Linked DNA regions of Homo sapiens: region 1 is linked to region 2. The links are chromatin contacts, found by Hi-C or POLR2A ChIA-PET in ENCODE. All regions are on one chromosome and are shown on one strand. The core of a region is the stretch at or near the end of the contact, and the rest is flanking DNA. Distances in the headings are between cores, read along the strand shown. Region 1 holds the start of ITLN2 (intelectin 2). Region 2 holds the start of DEDD (death effector domain containing).

The links. A loop is a pair of places that touch in the nucleus more often than their neighbours do. ChIA-PET counts read pairs that join two places held with the same protein, here RNA polymerase II (POLR2A). Pooled maps may share reads with other maps.
Region 1: a pooled map shows a loop between it and region 2 (3-fold over the local background). The contact joins the promoter of ITLN2 here to the promoter of DEDD in region 2. A Hi-C loop is called at or near these places in 8 of 50 pooled maps. POLR2A ChIA-PET finds 5 or more read pairs at or near these places in 4 of 52 experiments (CD8-positive, alpha-beta T cell, MCF 10A, PC-9 and 1 more).

What each region holds. Positions count from the first base shown.
Region 1 is chr1:160,952,459-160,959,416 of GRCh38, forward strand. ITLN2 (intelectin 2) reads right to left here and starts at 2,351. Exons shown (of 8, transcript NM_080878.3): 1 at 2,269-2,351; 2 at 1,929-1,992; 3 at 162-275. The coding sequence starts at 2,283.
Region 2 is chr1:161,129,028-161,135,657 of GRCh38, forward strand. It overlaps DEDD (death effector domain containing), which reads right to left and starts at 3,640. Exons shown (of 6, transcript NM_032998.3): 1 at 3,524-3,640; 2 at 1,788-1,820. LOC112543491 (linc-UFC1) reads left to right here and starts at 6,123. Exons shown (of 1, transcript NR_156734.1): 1 at 6,123-6,630. RefSeq lists enhancers at 2,510-3,333, 3,795-4,104 and silencers at 3,155-3,374, 3,425-3,774.

The DNA of each region.
Region 1 (6,958 bases), core at 1,101-3,600, 180 kb before region 2:
GGACACAAAAGCCTCAAAATTCCCACTAGAAACCTCCTTGAGTAGGAGCTGGGGGCAGAACAGGCTCCATATGGATATGTCCCTCCTGATTTCCATGACTGGGCTCTGTTGAGCTAAAAAGTGGCTTCAAAGAGAGAATGCTGAGTTGGTTCATTACTCACCACCTGCACTATGGCAGCGTTCCTTGATTTCTTTGCAGCTTCTAGGCAGGGAAGAAAAGGAGAAGGCACAGGTTTCGAATTCCCTCGAGAGCATCTCAAGAGAAGAGGCTGCTGCTAGAAAATGTGAGAATGAGTCTCATTAGAAGTCTGACCACTGAGGCCATCTTTCCTGGCCAATCTCTGCCCCTGTATCAACTCATCACTCTGCTCTGAAGTCCCAGGAGGTCAGGGATTCCCTATGCTAAGACGGTCTGATCCAACAGCTGGTATAGGTTAAACACCTGGAATCTTCCACTCGACTAATTTTAATTAAATACCTACTGTGTGAACTACCTAGACACCGGACAAAGACAATTTGACACATTTCTTCAAGAGACTACATTCTACAAGGAAGGAGCACATGGAAAGGGACCCAACTGAGATGGGAGGGCAAACCCACTAACGGGGGTGAGGCCTGGGAACTGCTGGGGAAGGGACCAGCTGTAACTCAGAGCAGGCTGATTTTGATGGGAGAATGGGAGCTGGCTACAGGACAGGAAGGAAAGGGGAGAGTACACCCCAGGAAGAGAAGAAAGCACATGAGATGGCCTGAAGCAATAACAGAGCCCAGCCCAGCCCAGCCTGCCAAAAACTACAGGTCAGTCGCTTATTGTGGCTGGAACATATGTTGTAATACAAAGAAGTCTGGAAACCAAAGCTGAAAAATTAACAGAGGCCAGTGGATGAAGGGCCATGTATATAAGTCTAAAAGCCTAGAAATCATTCCAAAAGCCTGGCAGAGCGGGAAAAAGTGTAAAATTACAGGACTCAGGCCAGGCACAGTGGCTCATGCCGGTAATCCCAGCACTTTCGGAGGCCGAGGAGGGTGGATCACAAGATCAGGAGTTCAAGAACAGCCTGGTCAATATGGTGAAACCCCATCTCTACTAAAAATACAAAAATTAGCTGGGGTGTGGTGGTGCACACCTGTAATCCCAGCTACTGGGGAGGCTGAGGCAGGAGAAGCTCTTTAACCCAGGAGACGGAGGTTGCAGTGAGCCGACATCACGCCACCGCACTCCAACCTGGGCAACAGAGCAAGACTCCGTCTAAAAAAAAAAAAATTACAGGACTCAAGGTAAAATCCAGACAAACCCTGATGACAGTGCCTCCTTGAGCAGACACTTAACATCTCTGATCCTTTTTCTTCATCTTTAAGATGTCATTAATAACTTCTTTATACGCATGGAGATCAAATGAGATGACATATGTAAATGTGCTTTTTTTAACTGATGGATTGAAATAAACAATAAACCCAGTATCAATGAAAAAATATCACTATTGTGCCTACTGGAAGAATAGAATTGTGAGGATTCTATTCTCACAATATCCTCCTCTGCGACTAGAGGAGGGTGTACCCTGGACACAGCACTGATCACCCAGCTGCCTCTGGAGATCCCAAGGCCAAGGCCACAAGAGCAGCTGAGCAGGGACACAGTTCTTACTCTCTCACCCCATGAACCCCTCACAGCCACAGAAGCAGAGAATCAAGCCCTAGGAAATACCTGAGCTAACACCCTGACTGCTTCAGACCAGACCCCAGGAGAGGCCAGAAATCAGCACCCAGTCCACACCTCAAGTTGGCTGCCTAGCCTGGGTTCCCTGCCTCTCCAGAACTTCCCCTTTGACCCTTGACTTCAGAGCCCTGCCCAGCTCTACTCCCTCCAGGCCCTGCACAGCAGAGGGGAGCCCAGGAAACTGCAGCTCCTACTCTCAGAAGCCATTTACCTGCACTGCACCCACTGGTGGCCACAGAGAAGAATAACAGGAAGCAGAGTCTGGTCATTGTCCTCTAAGGAAAAACAAGATGCACAAGGTCACTGGCTGGCCCTTCCTTTGTCATCCTCTCGTTCTTACTTCCTAACCTTTCTGAGTCAGGAATCCTCAAATGGAAAGTGATGGGCTCATGAGCATTCTAAAACCTCCTGGAATATGCCCCACGGCTGTCCAACACTACAAATACCCAAGGGGCCATGGGCTCATTTCCCTGAAACTCTAAATCTCTAAAACTGAGACCTGAGCTGGCATCATTGCTCCCACACACATGGATCAAAAACATTTTTCTCACCAGCATGGACAGCATCCTTACAGATGCCAGGAGCTGATAGTTCCCTTCCTGTGGACACTCGGAGCTCCCCTGCAGAGGATCCTGATGAAGGGTGAAGTGCTGGTCCCTTTATGTGGAGAGCTGTGGAGAGCCAAACCACCTGAGCCCTGCCCAGCCCAACCCTGAGCAGCCTAGGCTGCTAGCCCCTCCCTCTGAAGCCCTTCCCTCTGAGGGTACCTGAGCCTGGGACCGTGGAAATGAGAAAGGACGTGCGACTGGCTGGAGGAGCAGGGAGCTGTGTTCCTGGCCACACAGGTGACTGTCGCCATCTGAGGAGGGGCATCCTGCTTTGCCAAGGCAGGCCATACAATGTAGCAGTATCTAATCAGATTCGTGGATAGGTCACAATCCTCCCCTGCGTTCTCCCTCTCCCACCTCCCCCAGATGCCCTGGCCCCCTAGACACAACTCTGTCAAGAAATCATCCTTTTAGACTGAGGTGACACCTCATGAAAAATAAATTAATTAATTAAGAATAATAATTGGCCAGGCACAGTGGCTCACACCTATAATCATAGCGCTTTGGGAGGCCGAGGTGGGCGGATTACCTGAGGTCAGGAGTTCAAGACCAGCCAACATGGTGCAACCCTGTCTCTACTAAAAATACAAAAATTTAGCTGGGTGCAGTGGCGTGCACCCGTAATCCCAGCTACTCTGGAGGCTGAGACAGGAGAACTGCTTGAACCCAGGAGGTGGAGGTTGCAGTGAGCCAAGACTGCTCCACTGCACTCCAGCCTGGGCAACAGAGCAAGACTTCACCTCAAAATAATAATAATAATAATAATAATAAATAAATGGGAAAAGAAGACATCATCCTTCCAATCTTTCCTCCAATTTCTCTATGAGGCCTTCCCTGACACCCCCATCACCAGACAAAGCTGATGGATCCTTCCTTTGTCCCACTATACACTGTCCAAACACTAATTATTGCATGTATCCTGCTGTAATTTTATTGTTTTATTAACTCTGTTTAGAAACAATTTGAAATTTATTAAATGTTGCAAAAATAACAATAATATAAAGCCACATATATGCCCTTTACCTAGATTCAACTATTGTTAATATTTCACCCCATTTGCTTTATCTTTCGTGTTCTCTCTCTCTCTCTCTATATATATATAGATATATGTATATAAAATACACCCACACACACAAAATTTTTTTCTGAACCATTTGAAGGTAAGGTACATACATCATGGGCTTTTACCTTTAAATAAATGCGTATGGGTTTTTTTTATTTTGTTTTGTTTTTTGACACAGAGCCTCACTCTGTCACCCAGGTTGGAGTGCAATGGCATGGTCTCAGCTTACTGCAACCCCCGCCTCCCAGGTTCAAGTGATTCTCCTGTCTCAGCCTCCCGAGTAACTGGGATTACAGGCACCCACCACCACGCCCAGCTAATTTTTGTATTTTTAGTAGATACGGGGTTTTGCCATCTTGGCCAGGCTGGTCTTGAACTCGTGACCTCGTGATCCACCTGCCTCGGCCTCCCAAGTGCTGGGATTATAGGTGTAAGCCACCATGCCTGGCCAACTGTGTGTTTTCTAATAATAGGAATATGTCATGTATAACCACAGTACAATTATCAACATCATATTATTAAAAACTCTTTTTTTGGGCTGGGCGCGGTGGCTCACGCCTGTAATCCCAGCACTTTGGGAGGCCGAGGTGGGTGGATCATCTGAGGTCAAAAGATCGAGACCAGCCTGACCAACATGGAGAAACCCGGTCTCTACTAAAAATACAAAATTAGCCGGTCGTGGTGGTGCATGCCTGTAATCCCAGCTACTCAGGAGGCTGAGGCAGGAGAATCACCTGAATCCAGGAGGCGGAGGTTGCAGTGAGCCGAGATCACACCATTGCACTCCAGCCTGGGCAACAAGAGTGAAACTCCATCTCAAAAAAAACAAAAAACAAAAAAAACTCTTTTCTTTTCTGTAGAAACGGGGTCTCCCCATGTTACCCAGGCTACTCCAGAACTCCTGACCTTGATCCTCCTGCCTCAGCTTGCCCAAGTGCTAGGATTACGGGCGTGAACCACCGAGCCAGCCTGTTAACTCTTTTTAACATAACTGATACTTCCCTAGAGTATCATCAGCCCAGGGGTCATGGTGAGTTAGCATTAATGAGACAGGAATTTCTCTGGCTTTCATGCCCTCCCATTGTAAGGAGACTTCTGGTCCCCTTTTAAGTCCATAATCCCAAGGGGCATCTTGTGTGTGCTAACAAACATTTCTCCATTCCACACATACTCCCAGCCCACCCTGACTCCTTTCAGCACTGCCTACTGAAACCACAGTAGGCACACACCACAGCTGAACACCAACCGTATGATTTGGCATCCCTGCTGCCTCTGATGCTGGATCTGGTGTCGGGACAAGTTGCTGGTGTTTAAGGCACTGCTTCCTCTCACTCCCAGGCCTCCGGCACATCTCTTGCTATTCAAGGCATGGAAGTCATCCACCTCATAGGGTGCTGGAGAAGGGAAACGCCTCACTGCTCCCATGATGGGCACCAGACCAGGACATGTCTCCAGGTGTCTCAGTGACCTCAGTGACACTGTTCTTTCAGTGTCTCTTGCAGTCTGTCTCTCTCTTGGACTCAGACAGGAATCTAAGGAGACGAGGATAGAGGACAAACCTGGAAGATGTCATACTACTCTGATGGACCTTTGTCTCTGAATACTAAGATACTATTATTGGAAAGATTTTGTAAGCTCCTTCTCCTGAAACTTTTGAATTTTTTTATTTGAGTATTTATATAGGTATTTGCTTAATACCTGTCTCCTTCTTTATAGAGACAGAATCTATGTCTGTGGTTGTCCACCAGATGTCCAGGCCTATGCACAATGCCTGGCACACAGTGGGCCTTCAATATGCATTAGTTGAATGAAAGAAATTGACTCCAGGTGGTACTAAAAAACACACATGAACGCTTCCTCCAATCCAAAAAAATTTTAGGAATGAAAATGGCCAATGCAAAATTTTACAGTTTTCTCCCCTTTGTTGTAATTACTCTAAGCCATGTTTCCACCATCAAATACTCAATAAAAGTTAGAATGCATGCAACAGCTTGGTGTTTACCAATGCTTTGGAGGAAAAAAGGAAGAGATGTGGTGTCCTGTTTGGGAAAGAACAACAGGACAAAGGAAACCAGACAAAAACAATGGCATCCCCAAACAGATGGATGATAAGGAATAGATGAGAGCCCAGGAACTGGCTGAAATGCAGAAACACACAGGAGAAAAATAGGTCTCCTTGGCACTCTTCAGTTGAATTGGGTAATTTTCTACAGTAGATTTTTCCCGCAGTACCAGAACTACTGGGAATGGCAATGAAAACGTAGCTGGAAGAAAGGGGACCTGAGGCTTCCATTACATATTCATAAATGTTTATTATCCACTTAGTACCTTTCTTTGTAAATTCTGGATTTTTTTTTTAAGACAAAGTCTCACTCTGTTGCCCAAGCTGGAGTGCAGTGGCATGATCTTGGCTTACTGCTACCTCCACCTCCCGAGTTCAAACGATTCTCCTGCCTCAGCCTCCTGAGTAGCTAGGACTACAGGCACGCACCACCATGCCCAGCTAATTTTTGTATTTTTAGTAGAGACGGGGTTTCACTATGTTGGCCAGGCTGGTCTTGAACTCCTGACCTCATGATCCACCTGCCTCAGCCTCCCAAAGTGCTGGCATTACAGGCATGAGCCACCAAGCCCGGCCAATTCTGGATATTTTAAATTTCATTTTTAATACCTCTGGCATTAATTTTCATGTAAATCTGAGGTGAACATCTAAATTGATCTTTCTTCATCTTGCAAATTTTTTTTTCCCAACATTGTTTATGGATTGTTTTCCATCATAATTTTTTTTTTTTTTTGAGATGGAGTTTCGCTCTGGTTGCCCGGACTAGAGTGCAATGTAACGATCTCCGCTCACTGCAACCTCTGCTTCCCAGGTTCAAGCGATTCTCCTGCCTCAGCCTCCCAAGTAGCTGGGATTACAGGTATGTGCCACCACGCCTGGCTAATTTTGTATTTTTAGTAGAGACAGGGTTTCACTATTTTGGTCAGGCTGACCTCAAACTCCTGACCTCAGGTGACCCACCCACCTCAGCCTCCCAAAGTGCTGGGATTACAGGGATGAGCCACTCCACCCCGCCTTTCATCACAATTAGTGCCTTTAGTAGGCATTAAATGAGTTCTTACTTAGGGTCGATTCATCTATTTTTGTACGAGTACTATGTCGTTTAAATTATTACAGCTTAACAACATATTGTGATTCCAAGAAGGCTAATGCCTACATTTACACGTACATATAAAATAGTTGTTTATCAAATGCAAAACCTTATTAAGTGTTTCTTTGGGCCAGGCGCAGTGGCTCACAACTGTAATCCCAGCACTTTGAGAAGCTGAGGTAGGAGGATGACTTGAGCCCAGGAGTTCCAGAACAGCCTGGGCAGCATAGTGAAACCCTGTCTCTAAAAAAAAAAAAAATTAGCCAGGTGTGGAGATTTGCACCTGTAGGCCCAACTACTCAAGAGACTGAGGCAGGAAGATCACTTGAGCCCAGAAGGTTTAGGTGGCAGTGAGTAATGATTGTGCCACCAAACTCCAGCCTGGGCCACAGAAAAAAAAAAAAGTTTATTTTTTATT
Region 2 (6,630 bases), core at 2,390-4,889:
CCTCTGCAAGACAGACACAAAGGATCCTGCTCGTAAGCCTCAGGGTCATCTTTAAAGTCTTGGAACTGGATGAGCAGCAAATTCTCCTTGTGAGGTCACTAATCAGACTTATATTGCTTATTCAATGAAGCAAACATAGAAATATGTAAGTTCCTCAAGGCCATGTGCTTGGGAGAAATATGAGGATACTGTCATGCAGGTTAAGAGGCAGCCCTCTCCACTTAATGCAACCCAGATAAGGGTTCCAAGAATCTATCTAACTTTAACATTAAAAGAATGTGATGAGGCCTCGCATGGTGGCTCACACTTGTAATCTCAACACTTTGGGAGACCAAGGCAGGAGGACTGCTTGAGCCCAGGAGTTCGAGACCAGCCTGAGCAACATGACACAACTCCATCTCTACAAACAATAAACAAAAATTAGCTGGGCATAGTGGGACATACCTGTGGTCCCAGCTACTCTGATCGCACCACTGCACTCCAGCCTGGGGTACAGAGTGAGACCTTGCCTCAAAAAAAAAAAAAAAAAAAGTGATGAAAGTTCAGCTGATTAGTAAAATTAGAAAAGAAAACATGACCAATTTCCTCTAAAACCAAAATATACTCGTATTTCTGTGACAGTGAAGCAAGGGAGCTCAACTTAAAACATACAGAGATTCTAGATGACAGGTATCAGAATGGTGAGGAGAATGTAACCCTCTGAACAGAAAATTAGAACTAACTCAAGTCTTGGTATCTGAAACACTGCCAAATACCAAGAGACGAAACTCCAGCACACAGAAAGTCCTGATCCCACTGACTGGTCTGGCTGTATTTGAGATAGTAACACATGAATTCTCCCCTACAGTTTCCCAAGAATAATTGATTCTGAGGAATTGTTGTATTTCCTGGAGTTTTGCTTTTTTCTTTAGAGAAGTCCAAGTCAGCCAAGGGCCAACAGTCTATAGGTATCTTCAGGATTTCCTCCTGATTGGTCCTTCTCTACTATGTTTCTACTTCCAAGCAAAGTCTGGTCTCATCCCAACCAGGAATATCTGTAGTTTTTGAGGTACTTGGCTCTCTCAGAAGCCCTTAGGGGAAAGCGACATGAAAGAAATAAAAAAGAGTGCTGTCTTGAAATGAAAATGACAGTCATCTTTTCTGAACAGGGATGATATTTGTAATTTCATAGAATTAAGAGATATCTGACTCTCTCAGAAGTCCTCAGAGGAAAAGTCATGCAGAAGAACTACAAAAAAAAGTGGTATCTTGAAACTTAAATTAAAACTACATAGAAAATCTTAAAGATGGTTAAGAGTACATTCTTGCTGGTGGGATAGGAAATGTAATCAAATATCTGGAAGTCAGAATTACATAGTATGTTTTCAAAAGAAGGATGCCAGGAACCCCCCAACAGCTGAAAGAGAAAGTTAGAGGAAAAGTTTCCCACGGAAGGAAGGTGTCCCAGCAACCCTCCAAGGGCAACATTTAGTAGACAATGTACTAGAATACAGCCTTCCATATGTTAAAAAAAAAAAATGTTTCAGAGCTGACCAAGAAGACTAGACAATAACAAACCAAAGCTGGGGGATTGTCCCAAGACATCTAAATCTCCTTCTCTTTCACCTCCTATCTCCAATTAACTAAAGACAGTGATTACAACAGATCTCATGCACTCAGATGGATGAATGATAACTCATTTTCCCTGGCATTCTCCTCCTCATTAATGGACCCAACCTCAAAATAACTCCCATGCTATTTCCATTCCCTTCCATTGTTTGAAAACAATAAAAAAGTTCCAGACTTACCTCCGCAAGAAACTTAATTTCCCAGGTCTCTTCCTAGCACAAGTTTCACAGCCAGCAGCAAAACAAAAACAAATAAGGAGGGGAAAATAATTAATTTTCAAGTTTTACTTTGAAACCTCAGAGGCCCATAGAATTAGACAATCTCGTTGCAAAAGTACACAGACAAGCCTAAAACCATTTAGAGAACTCACCCCCAACAAGTCTCCAGGCTTCCCTAACTCTCTATTAGTCAATTTACAAAAACAATACCAACTCCAAGAATTTCCAGTCTCAATGGCTTGCGGCAAGACAGCTCCCAAATTTAAGAACTTCTGGGAAAACCAATTACCCTCTGGCAGCTTCTCATCTTCCTCCACAATTCCTTATTCCTATTTTGTTACAATATTAACGTTAACTTTCACCTTTAGAAAAAACTGGGAGGAAAGTGGTTACAGCAGACCAGCACTATCCTCCAAATTCTACATTTGGCCCTTTCCCTTAACTAGCACACAATGAGAACAAAATATCTAATGGCGCAGCATCCACTCATACGTCTATGTTTCACCAGGGAAAAGTTTTTCTACATACAGTATCCATGTTACCCCCTCCCTTCCAGACTTAAAACAGCAAAAGGGTCTGGAAACTACAGCACTCATTTAATTAACCTGTCTAGATGCCACTCTATCTTTTCTCTTTCCCTCCTCAGACTTCCAGAGCCTCCACCTTAGCATATAGGGTTCCAATATAGCCATGTCTGCTCCCCCACTCTTGTATTGCTAATGCTAAAAACTAGAAAAGTCCTTTGCTCCTCCACACTTGGGCGACACCGGCTTCCCCATTTTCCCAAGCAGGAAAAACAAGGGAACAGTAAGCTAGGGAGTCTTTTGGAAAACAAACCCAGTTGAATTCTCATCCAACCCCAATTCTGCAAACCCACATGACCATTCCCTTCTGCCCTTCCCACCCTCTTAAAAGCTAAGGGCCTGGCAATTAGAATTGGCTGCAACTGATGCTGCTTAACTCTGTTCTCTCCTCCTCTCCACCGGGGAAAGGGAAACCCCCGAACCTCTATCACCCGTGCAGCTCCACTGTCCTATCTCCCATTCCACTCCCCTTCCTCCCAAACTTTCTTCCTCCCAGTCTCTCACTTTCTCCATTACCTCCTCCCACCGACACTCTCTCCATTCCCCAAGCCTCCGTTCTCTCCTTTTCCACCCAAATTCTCCCCTAGGCCCTTCCCCCTCCCACCTCCAATTTAACACTTTCGAAGCCCCCCAGAAACGTCTTAACTCCAATTCTGACCTTTACCCACCTCCTCGCAACACCCCTCATCAGAGTCCAGTCCTCCCTCCAACCACATGCCACAGCCCCCTTCCCCTTCACACCCTCAGCCTCTCCCTCCTGCTCCTACCCCCTTCAATACGAGCGGATCGCAGCCCCACTCCCCACCTCGGCCTCTCTAATACCCCTGGCTGGGCCCAGTCTCAGCCCTTGTTTACGCCCCTCCCCATGCCCTCACTCCTCCGTCTCGACCCCTGCCCTCTCCCGCAGTTGCCATCTCCCCTGCACGCCCCCCTCGGCAGCTCCCCTCCCCCACCTCTCAGCGTCCCGTCACCTCCCTCTCTTGAGGTTCTCAGGCTGGACGTCGCCACCGCCTCCCCCTCCACTTTCCTTCCCCAAGCCCTTTGCGGCCCCGCCCGGCCCCGCCCCGTCCCGCTCGACTCCCTCTCCCCACTCCGGCCGCCCCTCCGCCTCACTCTCGGCTCAGGCTCGGCGCCGCCATGTTGGATCCATCCGCGCCGCTCTCCCGGGCCTGCCTCACGGCGCCGCATCCGGGCTCCAGCAGCCGCCGCCGCCGCCGCCGCCGCGGCCGTGGGGGAGGGGACAGGCGGGCGGGGGTGGCTGCATCCTGAACGGCGCCTCCCGGAACCCGGCCGGTTAGTGGCGGCTTCGAGGCCATAGTGAGACATGAGCCGGAGTAGCCATAGTAAGTGAGGGCAGCCTGGCAGCGGCATTAATCGGGGAGTGGATAGCTTCACTTCGGGAGGAGAGATAGAGATTGGCAGCCATCTTGCTTTGGGGCAAGCTGGCAACGCCGGTTTGTCTTGACGGCTGCTTAGGGCGGTAATAAGGGATCGAAGAGGATAGCATTCTTGAATGGGAAACATTGGTGGCGCCACAGCTGGCTGGTGGCGACTTCAAGACCCACTGGAAGGCTGGGATTGGCAGCCATGACTCATAAGGGCGGAATACCACGGGGATCGGTTTGTCTGGCGAACTTGAGTGAAGGGTCAAGATCTGGATTTCACCTTTCCTCTGAGCTTCCTGATAACCCGGACGTTCCGTAAACCCGGATCCGGAGCCGAAAGTGGTGCCCAGATCCCGTCTCGGAATTCATTTGTTCAGCATTTACCTTTTGAACGCCGGTTTCCTGTAGGAAGTGTCGCCTAGCTGATCCGTGTAGGGCTGTTGGGAATTGGGGGTGGGGAGGATGGTGCGGGTACGTTCTGGTGTGGCTTAAGAAAGTGGTAATAGATAGGGGAAGACCAGATTATGCGAAGCCTTGTAAATTAATTGATTTTTATCCTTAAGGCAATGAAAAGTCTTTGAAGAATCTCAGCAGAGGTGTGAACAATTTCATTTGCATTTTAGATCGCTGCGTGCAGTGTGAAGGATGAATGAATTGAGGAGAATCAAGGAGAGCAGTTGTGAGGCTCTTTTCCAGGCAAGGATGATGATGGTCTGCCTGTGGAAGGGAGAGTGCGGATGGGGAGATACAGATTGGTTTAAGAGGTACGAATGTTGTGACTTGGACAACTGGGGAATAATGATACCAGTTTCTTTCTCGTTTAGGGGGGAGATAATGAGTTTTAGGTGCCCCTGGGATATTAGCTAATGTGGGTTGGGAACTCAAAAGAAAGGTTTGAGGTGTGTGTGCGTGTGCATATAGATAGCTGTTGAAGCCATGAAGTGGGCTGGAGAGGATACCTGCATTTGCGGGATAGGATGAGGGAAGCCGAAAAGAACACTGAGAAGGGGCAAACCGAAAGGAAAGAAGAAAACCATAGAGAACTATCAAGGAAACTGGTGAAAGCGTTTAGTGTAACAGAGATATAGTAAAATGCTAACTAAAATATATACATCAGGGCCGGGCATGGTGACTCACACCTGTAATCCTAGCTTTGGGAGGCCGAGGCGGGTGGATCACTTGAGGCCAGGAGTTCGAGACCAGCCTGACCAACATGGTGAAACCCTGTCTCTTCTAAAAATACAAAAAAAATTAGATGGGTGTGGTTGCACATGCCGGTAATCCCAGCTACTTGGGAGGCTGAAGCATGAGAATTGCTTGAACCCAGGAGGCAGAGGTTGCAGTGAGCCGAGATCGCGCCACTGCATTTCAGCCTGGGCACCAGAGCAAGACCCTGTCTCAAAAAAAATGAAATAAATAGGCCGGGTGCTGTGGCTCACTCCTGTAATCCCAGCACTTTGGGAGGCCATGGCGGGCAGATCACCTGATGTCAGGAGCTGGAGACCAGCCTGGTCAACATGGTGAAACCCCGTCTCTACTAAAAATACAAAAATCAGCCAGGCATGGCAGTGCGCGCCTGTAGTCCCAGCTACTGGGGAGGCTGAGGCACAAGAATCGCTTGAACCCAGGAGGCAGAGGTTGCAGTGAGCTGAGGTCGTGCCACTGCACTCCAGCCTGGGTGACAGAGTGAGACTCTGTCTCCAAAAAAATAAAATAAAGTAAATAAAATGTATCTATCAGATATTGCAACAAGGGCCAGGCACAGTGGCTCACACCTGTAATCCCAGCACTTTGGGAAGCCTAGGCAGGTGAATCACTTAAGACCAGGAGCTGGAGACCAGTGTGGTCAACATGGCAAGACCCCATCTTTACAAAAAATACAAAAATTAGCTGGGCATGGTGGTGCGCACCTGTGATCGCAGGTACTCCAGAGGCTGAAACATGATAATCACTTGAACCCAGGAGGCGGAGGTTGCAGTGAGTCAAGATTGCACCACTGCACTCTCGGCAACAGAACAAGACTTTGGTTTTTTTGTAAATAAAACAAATAAATAAAAAGGCCAGGTGTGGTAGCTCACACCTGTAATCCCAGCACTTTGGGGACCGAGGTGGGCCGATCACCTGAGGTCAGGAGTTCGAGACCAGCCTGGACAACATGGTGGAACTCCCATCTCTACTAAAAATACACAAATTAGCCAGACATGGTGTCGGGCACCTGTAATCCCAGCTACTTGGGAGGCTGAGGTGGGAGAATCGCTTGAACCCAGGAGGCGGAGGTACAGTGAGCCGAAATTGCACAATTGCACTCCAGTGAGACTCTGTCCCCCCAAAAAAGATACTGCAACAAGGAGGTCATTTAGGAAATTTGGAGAAAGCTGTTTTGTAGTTATGGTGGATAGAAACCAGATTGAATTGAGAAGGCACAACGTATAAAGACAGTTTTTTCATGGTGTTGATGTAAAAAGGAGACTAGTGGTAGGGTGTTGCAGGAGGGAGAATTCCAAAGAAGGTGAAGAAGTTTTAGGTACCTGTGAGATAGCTAGATAGATATGTCCTAGTGGCATGTTTAATACACAGATCTAAAACTTAAGAGAAAAATATAAGTGGAGAAAAAAAGCAAGCACAGAATAAATATGACACATTTACACATGCATTAAAAAATTATGAAGAGTGGGCCTAGGAGGGATAAGACTTATACTTTTCATTTTACATCTATCTTTATTGCTTGAAATTATTTTATTATGCACATATTATTTTACAGAAAGCTACTTTTTTTTTTTCTTTTTTGAGACAGTCTCGCTCTGTCACCCAGGCTGGAGTGCAGTGGCACATCTC